2 separate regions of the Mus musculus genome follow, and region 2 is linked to region 1. A link is a contact called in ENCODE POLR2A ChIA-PET data. All regions are on one chromosome and are shown on one strand. The core of a region is the stretch at or near the end of the contact, and the rest is flanking DNA. Distances in the headings are between cores, read along the strand shown. Region 1 holds the start of Rab3a (RAB3A, member RAS oncogene family). Region 2 holds the start of Rpl18a (ribosomal protein L18A).

Evidence for each region. ChIA-PET counts read pairs that join two places held with the same protein, here RNA polymerase II (POLR2A).
Region 2: POLR2A ChIA-PET joins it to region 1 with 13 read pairs in embryonic stem cell. The contact joins the promoter of Rpl18a here to the promoter of Rab3a in region 1. POLR2A ChIA-PET finds 5 or more read pairs at or near these places in 4 of 5 experiments (Patski and embryonic stem cell).

What each region holds. Positions count from the first base shown.
Region 1 is chr8:70,753,068-70,756,221 of GRCm38, forward strand. Rab3a (RAB3A, member RAS oncogene family) reads left to right here and starts at 1,636. Exons shown (of 5, transcript NM_009001.7): 1 at 1,636-1,796; 2 at 2,789-3,016. The coding sequence starts at 2,789.
Region 2 is chr8:70,895,779-70,899,058 of GRCm38, forward strand. It overlaps Rpl18a (ribosomal protein L18A), which reads right to left and starts at 1,665. Exons shown (of 5, transcript NM_029751.4): 1 at 1,581-1,665; 2 at 355-534; 3 at 138-267. The coding sequence starts at 1,598. Snora68 (small nucleolar RNA, H/ACA box 68) reads right to left here and starts at 78; the gene lies at 1-78.

The DNA of each region.
Region 1 (3,154 bases), core at 386-2,885:
ACAGTTCTCCTGGAGCCCTTGCTTGGTGGTGGAAGCAAATGGGTTCCTCCCCTAACCTTATCCCTTCGGAATAAATCCAAATCAGGCTCCAGTGTCCCAGGCTCCTCCTGCACCCTTTCTGTCCTCAAACCCGGTCCCGGTCCCCACAGTAGCCTCCGCGTGGGCCCGGAGCTCGCTAAGTAACAAACTGATGGTCACTTTGTGTCTCTGCATGAAGTGCAGGGGAAGCAGGAAATAAGCTTCCTCCAGCGGCCCCGGATTGGGCGGGGCTCCAGGCTCCTCGCGGGGGTGGACGAGCATCCAGGCGACAAGTTATTCTGGTCCATTGGCGCCTCCGCAGCTGGCGGGGAGGTCTATAAACAGGGCCAGGACACGTTCCCAGTTCTGCTTCCTGTGGGAATGGAAGCGATGGGGACCCTGCCCGGCCGCACGGAGAGGAAGAATAGGATAGACCCCAGATTCCCACCTTGACAGGCAGATTTGCAGGAATGAGTCGTGTGTATCATAGCGGCTTGGAAGTCTGCATTTCTGCGCCCACCTTCCTGAGACACAGGGTTACCCGGGTCCCAGTGTCCATATCGTAAAGGGCGTTGGGCAGCTACTCTTGAATCTTCTCTGCTTCCTTGGTCTTTCATTACAATTTTGGAAGACTTATGGGTCAGGATACTTCTGAGCCCTAAGTGCGCAAGGAAGCAAGGGGTTCTCTGGGGACTCATCAGACCCTTTTCTCTTTGCACAGACCGGATTTTCTCCTTTATTTCTTTGAGGCAGGGTTTTATGTGGATCAAGCTGACTTTAAGACACTATGTAACTGAGGATCACCTTGGACTTCTGCTTCTCCCCTCCTTCCCTTCTCCTCCCAGTGCAGAGAACAGGAGCCTGGATCAACCCAGGTCTTTGTGATGCAGGTTCCCCACCAAACTGAGAATTATCCTCAGCCCATCAAAAAACAGTTCTTTCTTTCTTTCTTTTTTTAAAAATTATTTATTTATTTGCTTGTTTATTTTGTTTTTTGAGACAAAGTTTCTCTTCATAGTCCTGCTGTCCTGGAACTCACGTTGTAGACCAGGCTGGCCTCGAACTCACAGAGATCTGCCTCCATCTCCCTTCTGAGTGCTGGGACTAAAAATTCTGTGTGGTCTTTAATGAGTTTTTTGAGCCCTAAAATGTAATCAAGATGTATGCCTGCCAATCCAACACTTGTGAGGTGCAGGCGGGAGGATCAAGAGTTCAAGATCAGCCTCTGCTACTTGGCAAGTTCGAGACCAGCTTGTTACTTGAGACCATTTCTCAAAACAAAACCTAAACTCCTGAGTGCTTCACGTCTCAAAAGCAAGGACTTCTAACCACAAGTTTCCAACCAGAGCTAGGTCCTGGCCTCAGCCTCTCCGCCCTTCAAACACCTAGCAGTCACCATTGGGCCTCTAAAGACGTAGGAATCGCTGATTTGATATTCGGTCCGTCGCTCGAGAGCATCAGCCAATGGAAACTTCATGCCTCCCTAGAGCCCCGTCTTCCAGTGGCTTACCAGGCCCTGCCCCTCTTCTGCCGGCGCAGGCCAGTGTGGTCCCGCGGCTGTCGATGCAGTCCCTCCCCTAACGTCACAGCTTCGTTTGCATAGAAAGCCCCGCCCCTGGCTTTGCAGGACGTCAGCTAGGACTGCAGGGGCCTGAGCCTCCTCCGCTGCCGCCTGCAGCCCCCGCCGCCGCCTGCATCCCCCGCATCCTCTTCTGGGGCCCGGTCGCCAGCGCAGTCGCCACGGTCGCCGTCGCCAGCGTTGTCTCAGCTTAGAGAGGGTAAGGGTGAGCGCAACCCAGGTCCACACACTGAGGAGCCCGCGTTTCACTGACAGCTGGGGGATCAAGGGGAGCGCAACTCGGGTGTAGTGGCTATGGGTCTCGCATTTGGCATTCTTGGTCCCGCATCCCGCACCCCTCGCCCTTAACCTGGCACCTGGGGCCCGGGCTCTGCGACAGAGGGGGAGGGGAAAGCCAGGCCTTGCGGGAGGCTTGTGCGTGCTCGTGCTCGTGGGGTGAACACGCGTGTGCGCGCCCGCTGGGCATGGAGAGGCTCGAGTGACCGCAGGACGCGCAGCGTGCACACTTGTGATACGTTGTGCGTGCATGGTCCGCGTGCGCGGTGCGCGTGGATCTTAGTTCAAGTATGTGCTCACACGCGTGTGGAGCCATGCGCGTGTGTGGTGTGTCCTCCCGGATGGCCAGGTACAGTCGTGCATTGGTGCAGGGAGCTGTGCTCACACATGGGCTTGCACACACCATACATGTCTGCTTGTTTCGCCTGTTAGCACCACTCTTGCATGCAGGGCAGGTGTTTGGGTCTGCCTGCCCTAGATGCTTCATTGTGCTTGTGTGTGTGTGTGTGTGTGTATGCGTGCGCGCTCTTGTGCTCGCGATTTTGTGTGTGTGAGCCTACGTTCATCCTGTCTTCGTCACGTGATGTGGCTATCTCAGGGCCCCAGTTCTTGCAGGAGAAAAATAAGGATGAGCGAGAACTGGGGATCCTCCTGTATTCATGTTCCGGTGTGGGTCTCTGTGAGAGACTGATGGGAAGGCAGAGGAGGCTCAGTCTTCCCTCAGGGTACAGGGGAATCTGAGGTTCACAGCCTGCTTAAAACCTTGGTGCTGTCAAGGTCACAGCTCTGCCTTATGTTGGTTGGGGGGGTTGAGCATGTGACATTGGGGGGTATCCTCACCTACCCCTGTGCCGTGCCCACCCTGTGCGTGGTCCTGATGCTCCCCTCAGGCCCTCTGTGCCACGCCTCCCGCAGATGGCTTCCGCCACAGACTCTCGCTATGGGCAGAAGGAGTCCTCAGACCAGAACTTCGACTATATGTTCAAGATCCTGATCATTGGGAACAGCAGCGTGGGCAAAACCTCGTTCCTCTTCCGCTACGCAGATGACTCCTTCACTCCAGCCTTTGTCAGCACCGTTGGCATAGACTTCAAGGTCAAAACCATCTACCGCAACGACAAGAGGATCAAGCTGCAGATCTGGGTGTGTAGGGCTGGAGGGGAGATGTCTTCCTGCCAACCCCCACAAAAGGAAGCTGAGGCTAGCCATCGGCTGGCGCTGGGATTTAAGGCCTGCATCTCCATCCCAGTATGAGCTTCCCGTTTTCCTAAGTCCCGAGCA
Region 2 (3,280 bases), core at 415-2,914, 140 kb after region 1:
CACTCTGGGGGGCACTGCACAGCCCCCCAAAGGCGACGAAGCCCCTTTGCTGTGTGCACCACTATTTAAACAGCCGCTACAGGCAGCGACAGTTCTTGGGTTGGGTGCCAGAAATTGGCAGAGGGTTGGAGACTCACAGCACTGTGTGACTGCACCAGCAGTGGTCAGGTCCCTGTACTCCCGATACATGTTGTGTGTGCCACTGCGGGAGTCATAGCGCAGCCAGATGCCAAAGTTCTTCACACGCAGGGGTGACTTCTCAAACACCTGTGGGGAGTAGGGAGGACATGAGGAGTGCTGCCCTGGCTCTGATGGTACCCAGCGACCGGCATCCTGTGGGGCCCCAGACCTCACCTGTCCGCAGTACACAATTTCCCCGGATGACTTCTTCATCTTCTTCAGCTGTGACACAAAGTACCAGAAGCGGGACTTGGCCACCACATGGTTGGGTGCAAAGATTCGCATACGGTACAGTGGTGGTGTGTGGCATTTTGGGGTTGGCAAGCAGCGCCCCACCACCTTGTACTCCCGAAGCTGAAAGACATGTCAGGAGAGAAAGTTGTCTATGTGGGGGAGGGGTGTGGAGGCAGAGCCGGCCTGAGATTCAGTCCTCCCACAGGCAGGGGTGTCCAAAGTGGGCTCATACACTCGAGCCCAGTGTGAGGCAAGTCAGAAGGCTTGTGCTCCGCTACGAAGCTGCCTCAGGGTCTACATGTGGCAGGCTGCTCTGCTCTCCCTGAAACTCCAGGCCAAGATGGCAAAGGTGGCTCACGTCTTTAATCCCAGAGCAGGAAAAAGGCCATTTGTTCTACAGAGAAACTGTCTCTGGATTGGGACTAATTGACGATTCCAGACTAGCTTTTCACCAAGAGTCCGAAGGATTGTGTCCAACACACCGGGGCCAGTATGAGATCCGGCACCCTAGGCTACCGTCAGCCAGCCTTTAGAACTAGCTAAGGATGATTCTAGCGACGCTCTGCTTCGATTTCAAGTGCCGAGATAAGTGGCAGCAGGCTCGGTGTAGCCAGCGCTGGGGACAGGCCGCAAGCTTACCAAATGCTCTCTAAACCTAAGGCGGGCCGCGTGTCCACTCCAGTCTAAATAGACCAGGTTAGCTTTAAACCTCATAAGAGACTAAAACAAGCCAGCCGGGCGTGGTGTCACACGCCTTTAATCCCAGCACTCAGGAGGCAGAGGCAGGCGGATTTCTGAGTTCGAGGCCAGCTTGGTCTACAGAGTGAGTTCCAGGACAGCCAGGGCTACAGAGAAAACCCTGTCTCGAAGGAAAAAAAGACTAAAAGAACCACGGGGCTAGATTTGGCAACGAAAAGGAGTGTAACGCTGATATACACGAAAAGGCGGAGGGCCTTCCGGTGCACCCCGATCTAACCCGCTCCGTCCTCGGCCGCCCAGCACGCGGCGGCCGCCATGTTGGCCGCAAGGAGGCTGTGGGCGAGGAGAGCTGCCCGTAACCGCTGAGGGACCCTCGCGACGAACGCACCACCACCCCGGAGGACACAGCCAACCCGAGCGGCCCTGCCGCCAACGCCGCACCTTTTGCCCCGCCGCGGCCTCCTTACCGTGCCCGAGGCCTTCATGGCACTGCGCACTCGTTCACCGCCAGTCACAAAAGGAAGTGTTGTCTTTCGCGCAGGCTCTCACCATGGTCTCTGACGGAAGTCCCGCCCTCCTGATGCGGTGCTTCCATTGGGTACAGCTAGTAGCGGTCTAAGTTCTTGGCTTTTTTATTGGGTACCGATCAGCTACGTATAAGTCCCGCCTCTCTTCACGGAGACTACAGTTCCCAGAGAGCAGCGCGACGGGCCTTTGCAAGTTTCTCCCGGGACGCCCCATCGTCGTGCGCGAGGGATCCTGGGAGTCTACGCGTAATCGTGGTTCCTAGTTAGATTCCGGATTTTTAGTTCTCTCTGTCTCTCTCTTTTTTCATCTTTTTCTTCCCACTTTCTACATCATCCTTCTGTGTATCTACCCATCTATGACCCATCATCCATCTTTTTTATTTGCTTGCACCACCTTCGTGTCTGGTGCCTCGGAGGCCCGCAGAGGGCGTCAGTTCCTCAGTGCTGGAGTTAAAAGTTGTGAGGTGAATGCTGGGAATCGATCCCTGTATGTGCTCTTAGCTACTGCTGTTCTCTCTCCAGCCCCATCTATCTTTTTCTCTGTCATTAGTTTGGTTTGTTTGTTTGTTTTTTACTGTTTATTGAGATAATGTAGCCCAAACTAGCCTGTAACTCACTGTAATTCTCCTGCCTCTTCCTAGTTCTTGGGATGCTGGAGTGTGCCACCTGCCAGCCCACGTAACTATTTTCTTTATAGAATTGTATCAGAGCTGTGTCACTCTGTCTTAACTTTGTCATTTTCCTGGCCAGGTCCTGTACCTGAAGGCGACAATATCCGCCGTGTGTTTCCGCTAATGGCCACTAGGTGGCGAGCGCGTTTTTTGGCTCAGCCGCAACGCAATGCAATGCTGGGATGTGTGCTTCTAGGTCCCCCATTTCCATTGTGCTCAGGCGCATTCAAGTGTGATCCCTCAGTTTCCCCAGCCGCATTAACACTCCCCGTCCCATAAGATAGTTGTAAGATTTAGAAATTGGGCGTGGTGTTGCATGCCTGAGGTCTTACAAATGGGAGAGTGAGCCAGGAGGCTCAGGAAAGATGGCCTTGGCTACACAGAAAGATCTCATCTTACAGCCTTCCCACCCCAAAATAAACAGCTTAATAACATGTCGGTGTGCAATGGGCAGGCTAGGACACAGTCCACCTCTGCTGGAACACATTGCTCCAACCTGTGTTCTGGAGGCTGCTGAAGTGGGGTAGATACATTCTGTAAGATGCAGGACAGATGCTGGGGTGCAAGCTGTGCCCTGAGAGGGCACAGGGAAAGGAATGGAGAAACAGCTGTGTGAGGAAAAAGTTGGTATCCACAGGCCCAGCCTTAACCTTGGTCTGGGCTTTGATGTAAATTCAGAGTTTACAAGACCCTCAGCTGGGTGAACAGGACAGGTGCTGGCGGTTCAGTTTCACTTCCTGCTTTGCAGATGCCCCCCTTGGCCTCTCCTGAGTGGCGACAGGCTCTAGCCTTAACAGACCTCCTCTCCAAATGGCTCCTCTCCTAGGGGCTATGAAGAATCCCAGCAGGGCCACCTGTTGGTAAGACCTCAGGTTTCTGTCACAACAGCCCTGTCACCACAGGCTAGTGAGTATTCTGGACTTTGAGGTCCACTGACTGGCTTGTCCCCTGTGCCTTTGTTCTTCTGCA